Regions from separate parts of the Homo sapiens genome. Here regions 1 and 3 are each linked to region 2. Evidence: chromatin contacts called from ENCODE Hi-C or POLR2A ChIA-PET data. All regions are on one chromosome and are shown on one strand. Each heading gives the region's core, a stretch centred on a gene start or an enhancer-like site at or near the end of the contact. The rest is flanking DNA. Distances are from core to core; before and after follow the strand shown.

The links. A loop is a pair of places that touch in the nucleus more often than their neighbours do. ChIA-PET counts read pairs that join two places held with the same protein, here RNA polymerase II (POLR2A). Pooled maps may share reads with other maps.
Region 1: a loop to region 2 is called in a map of PC-9, with 24 times the contacts of the local background. The contact joins two enhancer-like sites. A Hi-C loop is called at or near these places in 1 of 168 maps with a recorded cell type or tissue (PC-9) and 6 of 50 pooled maps. POLR2A ChIA-PET finds 5 or more read pairs at or near these places in 1 of 52 experiments (K562).
Region 3: a map with no recorded cell type shows a loop between it and region 2 (4-fold over the local background). The contact joins the promoter of LINC02384 here to the enhancer-like site in region 2. A Hi-C loop is called at or near these places in 2 of 37 single-sample maps with no recorded cell type and 1 of 50 pooled maps.

The regions. Positions count from the first base shown.
Region 1 is chr12:68,357,128-68,360,858 of GRCh38, forward strand. No RefSeq gene overlaps it. Among named protein-coding and RNA genes, the nearest start is that of MDM1, 27 kb to the left of the region's middle. RefSeq lists an enhancer at 1,137-1,648. Within about 2 kb of position 1,869, at least 13 of the 41 ENCODE cell types and tissues checked have a DNase peak (open chromatin) inside an H3K27ac peak, as active enhancers do.
Region 2 is chr12:68,040,969-68,044,275 of GRCh38, forward strand. No RefSeq gene overlaps it. Among named protein-coding and RNA genes, the nearest start is that of IFNG-AS1, 53 kb to the left of the region's middle. RefSeq lists an enhancer at 1,239-1,488. Within about 2 kb of position 1,508, at least 4 of the 41 ENCODE cell types and tissues checked have a DNase peak (open chromatin) inside an H3K27ac peak, as active enhancers do.
Region 3 is chr12:68,449,591-68,453,326 of GRCh38, forward strand. LINC02384 (long intergenic non-protein coding RNA 2384) reads right to left here and starts at 1,894. Exons shown (of 4, transcript NR_120458.1): 1 at 1,777-1,894. RefSeq lists enhancers at 1,753-2,082, 2,143-2,282.

The DNA.
Region 1 (3,731 bases), core at 619-3,118, 320 kb after region 2:
TTCCATTAACCCCCCTTCAAACACACCCTCAAAACCAGGGATGGGGCCTATGACTATATCACTATAAAATTCTTATTACTACTCATTCTTAGAATGATTAGGACACTCATTAACCTGGAGAGGAAATTCATATTACAGTTGAAGAAGTTTTGGAATCGGACAAGCTGGGTTCTAATCCTGCCTCTGACACCTGCCAGCAAAGTGACCTTAGACCAACTACTTCTCTGATCTTAGTTTTCTCCATCTGTAAAGTAAAATTATATTTGTATGTATTTCCCAGGGTTGCTGTGAGGATAAAATTGGATAATGTATATAGAGCATTTAGCAAGAGTTATTCCTGAGGCTATGAAAACGCAGGCTTCCCTATCTAGGTAGCTCTCCTTCCACTTTCTCATACCCTATTTTGCAATCCCCAACTTGACTCTAAAGCCTTTTAACACTAATCTCCTTTCAAGGGTCTCTCTCTGTTCCCATCTTGAAGACAAAGAGCAAGAATGCTCAGAAAAGCTATGTTCACATTCAGTATCTATTGGGACCTCAGGAAGTGGCTGAGGGACTATAAATCCAGAGAACAAAATTTTACTGTGTTTCCTCCTTCCAAACCATGTGATCTTGGGTAAGCTGCTTCTCAGATCCTCAAGTTTCTTCTGTAAAATGGCATCACAATGCCTACCTCATAGAAAATTTTTTTTTGAGACAAGTTTCGCTCGTTGCCTAGGCTGCAGTGCAATGGCACAATTTCAGCTCACTGCAACCTCTGTCTCCCAGGTTCAAGTGATTCTCCTGCCTCAGCCTCCCAAGTAGCTGGGATTACAGGCATGCACCAACACACCTGGCTAATTTTGTATTTTTAGTAGAGACGGGGGTTTTTCCATGTTAGTCAGGCTGGTCTTGAACTCCCAACCTCAGGTGATCTGCCTGCCTTGGCCTCCCAAAGTGCTGGGATTACAGGCATGAGCCACTGCTCCCGGCCTTTACAGAGATCTTATGAAAGTTAAAAGTACTTATGAATGTAAAAATGGCTTATACAGGAGCATAACACACAATCAATGTTCAATAAAGTGTGACCTGAACGTGACTGTGAATTAAAAATATTTCCTATCATTCTCACTTTCCTAGAATTTAACAGTAATGAAGTAAATTCTGGTATATCCTGTGATGCAGTTACTAAAATCCTAGAGTAGAACATTATTAACATGGGGAAAATGCTCATGATCTATTACTAAGTGAATAGTATTTTATATTATTTTTGTTTTTTAAAAAACACTCAACACATACACACACACACACAGACACAAAAAGGGTTTTTACCAAACTTTTCTGTACTAAGCATTTATCCTTTTCTATTTAGGGACAGAAAGTTAAAATAGAAATTTTAAAAGGAGCTATGGCAAAAAAAAAAAAAAAAGTATTGTATGGTGGGTCCATCAAGCATGACAATGGAAGGAAGGCACTAAAAGCAGTGGGGAGTGTGGAGAGGGTAAGGAGAAGCCAAGAGTGGGGGAAGGGAGAGGGAGAAAACAGGTCAGAGTGAGGACGAGGTAAGTCAGGGCTCAGAGTCAGAGGAGCCTTGTCTTCCATGCGTTTGTTGCTGGGATTGCCAAAATGCCTGCGGAGATACAGGGTCGCGTCTCAGCCATGCAGGCCACAAACATTCAAAGTTCACTGGGGGAACTGGGAGCCGGAGGAATTCTGAGCCCAGGGGGCTTTAGATGCCCTGATTTTTCTGTCTCAGATCCACAGAAAGGGTGATTTACTTGCCTGCTTACGCAAAAGCTAACAGATGACCTAGATGGCCTCCCATGTGGCTTTCAAGTCTAGGAGACTGATTTACTAGGGTTTTGATTTATTCTCCTCCAATGAGCAAGAAACCAAAAGCTATCACCGCTAGGTGGCATGCCCCAAATACTATTAAACTTTGAAACTGGCAGAAAAGTTGGTATCTCAGGGAATCACACACACTCTATAAGTCAAAAGCACTGCTAGAGGCAACAAGATGATCATAGAAGATTTTCAGTTTCTCACTGTTAAAAACAAAAATCATCAAGCAAAACCACTGTAACAATAACAAACACTCCTTTCCCAAATAATATATTAAATGCGTTTCTCATGGACACATCCTGGAATCCCCCTGGGAAACATGGCCCCCATACCCCTATCAGTGCCTATAACAATCTCCTCCTTTCCCAACCAAAATAAACAAGTGTCCCCTATCATATGCCAAAAGCAGAAGTAGGTCTCTGATGTCATCAAAGAATAATGTACAACCACAGATACAAGATTTGCATGAGCTGAAGTAGGACAAGAAATTCCCCACACAGGATCTATTATGGTCGAGAAAGGACAAGAATGGGACCCAGGCCAGAAAGAATATACTTCTTTTGACCTAATAATCTTCTCTTTCTAAATATCACTGCCACTGTCAGGATCTCTATATTAAGCTAGAGCTGTTAGTCATTTACACCTTAATGTGGATTACTTTTCTCTGCTGTCTTTTCTCCGGAACGTTACATGTCATTGGTTATTCTACAAGAATAAAATTTTAGTTGAATGGCTAAAAAGAGGAATGATTTTAGAGCACATGAAAGGAGTACCCAGAAAGGACAGGACAGGGTAGGGCCTTGAACTTGAGGACTCTGCATATGGCTGCAGAGGGTCACCAAGCTCTTGGCATTTTTGAATGAGGAGAGGAGAGTGTAGATGGAGAAATAATTAAAGGGAAGTGCTGAAAGAAAGGGATGTGGCAAGACACATTTTGCATAATTCATAGATTTGCCTAGGACTATCTGGATGCCTAGTGATGAAATGTGAAGAAATACAGACAATTTGGTATTTTCCAACTATGTAACTCTAACAGGAAATTCCCTGTATTGTCCTATATTTAAATAAATTAAATATATGAGATGTGACAATAAATACAAGGGCAGATTTTTTTAAGCAAACACACATGTATAGACACACAAATGAGTTATTATCCCTTTCAAAGTATTCACCCATTTTAATAATGCAAACCATTTTGGAAGCTCCTCTTTTAAAATTGACACATATCTTTTGAAAACCCAGTGCTAACACAACAGCATTCTTTCTGAAAGTGGATTTCATTTGTTGAAAGAGTCAAAAGTTGGCTGGGTGTAGTGGCTCACCCCTTTAATCCCAACACTATGGGAAGTAAAGGCAGGAGATAGCTCGAAGCCAGGAGTTCAAGATCAGCCTTGGCAACATAGCGAGACCCTATCTCCACAAAAAAAAAAAAAAAAAAAAAAAAAAGGCACTGGCCTGGTGCGGTGGCTCACACCTGTAATCCCAGCACTTTGGGAGGCTGAAGTGGAAGGATTGCTTGAAGCCAGAAGTTCAACACCAGCCTGGGCAATACAGTGGGACCCCATCTCAATAAAAAATATAAAATTTTGAAAAAGTCATTTGGAGCTAAATTTGGCAAACAGAAAGGATGATCAATAAGAATGTTCCATTTTTGGTCAAAACTGAAGCACGACTCAGAAGTATGTGCTCTAGTATCACACTGGGCCACAATCCTTCTTCCACCATTTTATTAGCTCTGTGAACATAAGCAAGTTATGAAATCATTATTTGCCTCGGTTCTCTCATCTATAAAATGCAAATGATAATAATACCTACCTGATAATGTTGCTACGAGATTAAATGACATAATGCATACAAAATACTTACATGGTACTGTAAGTATACGTGGTAAGTAAGTATACACGGTACTG
Region 2 (3,307 bases), core at 258-2,757:
TCCACTTGGCCCTTTCCATGCGACCTGGGCTTCCTCACAGCATGGTAGCTGGGTTACAGCATGAGTGTCCCAGTGAAATCAGGCAGCAGTGGGATCACGTTTTAATGACTCAGAAAAGACATGTATCACTTCTGCCATATTTTAATAGTTAAAAGTCTAACAAAAGCCCTCTTAGTTCCAAGGGGATAGGACACAGACTCCAACTCTTGATGAGGGAGTAGCAAGTTTCTGGAAAACTATATTAACAGGAAATACTGTAGTCATTTCCATAAAATACAATCGGTCACAAAGTGCTTTCCTAGAAGTTCATACTGGATTCTTTCTGCCTCATTTTCACATACAAAGCATCAGCAAATCCTGACAGACTGGGCTGCAAAATACATCCCAAACCTGATCTGATCTCACCATCTCCACTGCTCCCACCCTCGTCCAACCCAACATGTTTCTCTACCTGGATCACAGCAAAGTCTACTGAGAGGTTCCTCATCTCCAATTTAAAACCCCATAATCTACTATTTATAGGGCAGCCAGTGAGAACTTTGAAAAAATGTAAGTCTAAGCCTATCATCACTGCTCATCTTAGAACTATCCAATGGCTTTCAATTATGCTTAGAATAAAAGCTAAACTCCTAATGGTGGCCCACAAGAACCTCCATATTTTGGCCCTATTTATCTGTCTCATTTCATCTTCAGGCTTCTTTCCACCACACTCTGACCTTCTTCCTCTCACTTTAGCTCCTGGGTATGTTTTCAACTCAGGCACCTCTGATCCCAAATCTCTTCATATTACACTGTTCCATGATTCAAATCTGCTTGAACCTTCCCAGACCACTCAATATAAATGAGCATCAGTCCCATCACCGTCTATTCCTTAACCCTCCTTTATTTTCCTTAATGTACTTATCACTGTCTGAACTTACACTGTGTATGCATTTGAGTCCTTGTTCATAGTCTGCGTCTCCCTCTAGAATATTAACACTTTATGGGCAGGGCTTTGTTTACTGCTTTATTAACAGTGCTTAGGTCCACTCAATAGTTAAGTTGAATATTGAATAAAGAATAAAAGAAGAAACAAAACAAACAGTATAGCCTTTCAAATCAGTGGTGGTGTAAACGAAGATCTATTATCACTGTCATGAAAACATGTTTGTGTTCTTTACTAGATCTGGGCTATCCTTTCTTAGTGTCCTGTGGTTTCATGGACTAGTTTAGGAATGGTTGGTTGTTTCTAATGTGTAGCACTTAAGAAACTTTCAGCTTGAGCCTAAGTGTTTCCAGTGCTGAGGTTCAGTCATGTCTGGGCATGTTTGGTGAGGTGGTGGTGACAGGCCTCAAATAATTCAATTCTAATGAAATATTTGGCTTTAAGTGGATGAGGAGGAAAGGTACTGTGGCTTTGGCGTGGGTGTAGTTGGGGGTAGGTATAGAGGAGAGGAAGAGAACCCGAGGACAGCGATGTTCAAGTGAACATGTTATCACTCGTCTGGGCTTCTCAACACAATTGAACACACTTCCTATATTTGGAGAATTCCCCACCTCCTCTGCAGCCAGTACACTGGTCTGTGACACAGACCCAGACAATCACGTGCACCTCAGCAAGTTTTCTAATCACAAGCATGTATTGCAAAGAAACAAGTGCCACCTAGAGCCCACTCTGGTGAGAATGGCAGCTGGTGAATTCAGTTACTAGAGGGAGGGATGGCTAAGGTCACACCACGAGCTAGTACCAGCAGGAGTCTGTGCCTGGTGGAGTCAGCAGTTATTCCCACCTGGTCTGTTCTTTACTGTGACTCTGAGAATTGGTGCTGGCTGGGAAGCCTCCCAGCCTGCTTTCCGGCCTCCTGGGAAATCTTATATTCTTTAATAAATTCCTTTTCTGCTACTACTAGATTTTAATTGGTGACAACTGAGAACTCTGACAGAAAAAGATGGGGTGTTTAATTCCAGTCTACTTCACTGATTAGGCCTGACACCTAGGGAGAAAAGATGTAGAAGCCAAAATGTCAGGAATTATTTTAATAAGCAATTTTGTAAGACTTGGAGTTTGAACAGCGGTACTTTGCTCCCCAGGCAACAAAGTTCTGCATCAAGCTGGAAAATGAACACTTGCCCACTTTTCCCTGAAATACAGCAGGGTCCTGGCTCCATGGAAGCTCTGGTGAAATCGTCTTCAAACATCTTTTAGAAGGCTGAATACTTTTCCATTGAGATACACAGGACCCTTTATAAAACAGATGAAAATGGACTGCTTTGGTCAACGTGACACTTGGAGCCCCTAAAGCCAGGATGGCCTCATAAACCCCTCAGTGGTGAGGCTCAGTGGCAGTGCCTGGCTGCAGGCTCCCCAAGTCTGTGACACCCAGCAGGAGAGGGACAATCTCCTGAGACGACACCTGAGAGATGCATGCCAGGAAGGTAGCAGGTGCCATATGAGCAGATTTATCTCTGAGCATATGCCCTGATGGCTCCAAAAAGGCTGGTGGGGAGGCAACTTTGCAAGGACTTTGGGCTTTGTTTCAGGAATGAAGACAATTAACCACAGGATTTGAATATTCTGTAATTAATGTATTTTCTAACATAATCTAGTGAAGCCTGGGGAATTTTTAGTTGCATACCTCTTTACTCAACTATGTCTTAGCAGTGGTACATTATGCATATTCAAGTCATTGAAGTTGCCTAAACTTTAGTAAACTTGCTTATTCATTCTGTTGCTCATTAATTTCTCCCAGCCTTGTGGGAGAGCAACTAAAGTTAATCATCACTACCTCTCCACCTGGCTCTCCAAGGGTTGTCAGTGCCTATCCCCCACCCTTCATTCATCTCTCAACACCTCCCAGAGAGCTCCGGACATCTCTGGCATAATGTTCTGATCCAATATTTGCCTATTGGACTTCATGTCCTCACATCATTTTAGCTGCCTTTGTTAACCAAATTCCCGTAGGTATTTTATATATAAAAGGCATGAGCTTCAGGAGATGAGTGAGAATCTAATGCTTGATGATCTGTCATTGTCTCCCATCACCCCCAGATGGGACCATCTAGTTGCAGGAAAACAAGCTCAGGAGGCTGGGCGAAGTGGCTCACGCCTGTAATCCCAGCACTTTGGGAGGCCGAGGCTGGCGGATCACTTGAGGTCAGGAGCTCGAGACCAGCCTGGCCAACATGGTGAAACCCCGTCTCTACCAAAAATACAAAAATTAGCCAAGTGTGGTGGCAGGCATCTGTAATCCCAGCTACTTGGGAGGCTGAGGCAGGAGAATTGCTTGAATCTGGGAGGCAGGGGTTGCAGTGAGCCGAGATCGTGCCG
Region 3 (3,736 bases), core at 644-3,143, 410 kb after region 2:
TTAAATGAACTGATAAATCAATGAACCAATGAATAAATGCTGCCTTAAGCTTAAGCCCTGTGCTAAACTACAGAGGTATGGTGATATCTTAGTCTGTTCAGGCTACTATAACAAAATACCTTAAATGGGTAATTTATAAATAACAGAAATGTATTGCTTACAGTTCTGGAGAGTGGAAAGTCTAGGATCAAGGTAACAGCAGACTTGGTGTCTGGACTTGCTCTATGCTTCAAAACTGGTGCCTTCTTGTTATATTACCAAATGGCAGTAAGGGCAAGGCACCTCTTTTAAGAGGGCACTGTGATGGTTAATACTGAGTGTCAATTTGATTGGATTGAAGGATGCAAAGGATTAATCCTGGGTGTGTCTGTGAGGGTGTTGCCAAAGGAGATTAACATTTGAGTCAGTGGGCTGGGAAAGGTAGACCCACCCTTAATCTGGGTGGGCACCATCTAATCAGCTGCCAGTGTGGCCAGAATATAAAGCAGGCAGAAAAATGTGAAAAGGCTAGACTGACCTAGCCTCCCAGCCTAAATCTTTCTCCACTGCTGGATGTTTCCTGCCTTTGAACATTGAATTCCAAGTTCTTCAGCTTTGGCACTTGGACTGGCTTCCTCGTTCCTCAGCTTGCAGACAGCCTGGTATGGGACCTCATGATCGTATAAGTTAATACTACTTAACAAACTCATATATATATATATATATATATATATATATATATATATATGAATGTGTTTTATATATATATATATGAATGTGTTTTATATATATATATGAATGTGTTTTTTATATATATATATATATCCTATTACATATCCTTAACAAACTCATATATATATATATATATATATATATATATATATATGAGTTTGTTTTATATATATATATCCTATTAGTTCTGTCCCTCTAGAGAACCCTGACTAACACAGGCACTGATCCATGACTTAATCACTTCCCAAAAGGACTCACCTCTTCATACTATCACATTGGGTATTAGTTCCAACATATGAATTTGAGGGGGACACTAACATTTAGACAATAGCAGGTGGTAAAAAAGACACATTGTCCTCACCTTATGGAGGTTCCCTAAGGGTGGAAGGGATGGAAGATATACAAGGATTAAACAGTTCAAGCTACAGGACAAGGGTTGTCTTAAGAAAGATGGCTTGACTGAGAGAAAGCAAATTGGTGTTCTTCAGTCTTTTCATGGGTGCTAGATACTTCCTTGTTGCCATTTCTGCATTGCCAGAGCCACACACACACACACACAGAACACAATAGACTTTGTACAGCTTCCAGTGCAAAATTAGAAACCAGAGCTCAATATCTAGTTGACAGTGACAATATGGTTATTAGAAAAGCCTAAGTATGACATGTCTTGAATAATCAATGATTGAATCATGTGCCTTTAAGCTTAGCTTATGCCAAATGCCTCCAGGAAAGGTTATTTAAAAAAAAAAAAACTCAGAATGTGCTCACTGGCTTACAGTGATTGAGTTATGCTGTGGGCCATGGTAACTTCTCTGCAGTGCTCAAAATAGATGAAGGGCAGATCAGTCACCCTGGGGAATTTTATCTGCCTCATTTATGCATCCAGAGATGCTGCTTACATAAAGCCGAAATAAGCACAACCAAAAGGCACCAAGGAAGACGAATAAAAGGTGACGATTCAAATAGAAACCAAGAAAACAAGAAAGCAATCAACAGCAAAGATCAGGACCAGTCCCTGTTGTAAAGATCTGAGTAAGAATTCGGCCTGTGAAGATGGTACAGTACCTTTAACTTTCTGATATCTTCTAAGAGGCAGATTTAGAAACCTCTTCCTGGAGAAAGCCACAGCCTCCAGCTGTTCTTGTTCTACACATTCAGGCATGGACCCTTGCCACAGCCTCTCAAGGATTCACACTTCACACTGGCAGAGCACTCTCTCACTCCTCCTGGAGATACTGGCTCCTTCTTGACCTGCAGGCAGAGCACCAGAACCATGTAAAAATGTGACTCAGGCAACTCACAGATAAGCAAAGACCTCCAGGCAGAGCACCAGAAAGTCAATCAAGAACCATGCAAAAATGTGACTCAAGCAACTCAGAGTTAGGCAAAGAAACTGAAAGTTTCAAGAGTTCCCCTTGGCCAAGTTTACACCAAAACATTTTTATTATGCGAGTAGTTTTTAAAGGAAATCATTCATCATAAGTTTGCAGAAAAGGTCTGCTCCTTGTCTCCAGTTGCCTTGGAGATCGTCAAGGGGTGGCTGGAGGTGAATCTAAGAGACTGGAAATTCAGTTCATGGTCAAATCCATCAGTGTTTTAAAACATTCTAAAAAACCCAACAGCACCATCTGTAAGGACTGCATCATTTGCGAAATTTCTTGCTAAATCAGCTGGCCAAATGCAAAGCCAATTGCTTTGGCTTCCGTACAACACCATGCTGCAGCCAGGAAGTATTTTAAGTGGATAATGAGTAGTCTCTTCTCTCAATGAATACGTTCAAATAACATCGACTGCCTGTAATATGCAAAGTTCCTAGTCAAGGCTGCCTTAGGAATTCCTGCCCCTTAACTTAACGCTTTAATCTTTATCAGGGAAAATATCCCTCTTCTCTAGTGATGTTTAAGAAATCAATTCCCTGGCAATGGCCCAATACACTTTCCAGCTCATACACAGACATGTAAAACTGCACACACAGAGAAACACCCAAATGCACACCATTCGTACTAGTTCTGAGATATGCAAGGCTTACACCCTGCATCCAAGAATGGCTGCCAAGTTTTTCCTTTATTTAGTTATAATACCTCCTCTAAAATTATTTGGGGACCCAAAATGGCCTTTTTGTGTGAGGAAACACACATAAGAAATACCTCTCTGCCTTTTTCCCTTGAAAAATATAGTTATCTATGGAAAATCTGTGTGCTCTCTCTCTTTGTCTCTCAGATAAAAGTGGCAAAGCAGATGGAAGCTCCTTCTGTGAAGAAATCAAATTCTATACTCCTTATATCCAACCTCCATTACTCTATTTTTGTCATTTAAGTTATATAGTAGATATGTAATAAATGCTTCATTATTTCACTTATTAAGTTGGCTTCTCCCTCAAGGTACTTTAGAACTTTGGTACCCAACAGCAGCTCTGGGATCATGAGCTTATCAGAAATGCAGACACTCTGGTCCCATCCTAGCCCCCCCTCGAATCAGAATCTGCATTTTAACAAGATTTCTAGGAGATGTGTAAGCACATTAAGGTTTGAGAAGCACTGTTTTGGGACACACCTTGATTCTCTTTTTTTTTTTTTTTTTTTTAGTTTTGGTTTCTTTTTTTAGACTTAGGGAATACAAGTACAGTTTTGTTACATGGATATATTGTGTAGTGGTGAAGTCTGGGCTCTTTGTGTACCCATCACCCAAATACTGTACATTGCACCCAACAGGTAATTTCTCATCCCTCATCCCCACTCCCACCCCACCCTCTTATCTTTTGGAGTTTCCAATATCTATTATTCCACTCTGTATGTTCATTACACCTTGATTTTTACACTGTTACTGTTAGTCTAGTAAGTTCTCTCACTCCGCAAAGATCATGTCTTGCCATGGGGGACACTTTTCTAGAGGATAGTAATTATGAGCTGATGCTTTTGGGCACTAACCATGTGCCAGGAGTGGAGAGGGCACATAGTTAACATGAGAAAGATTTACTCAGTTAGTAAAAGGTGGAGGCAAGTTGGAACTCAATCTGGCATCTGGG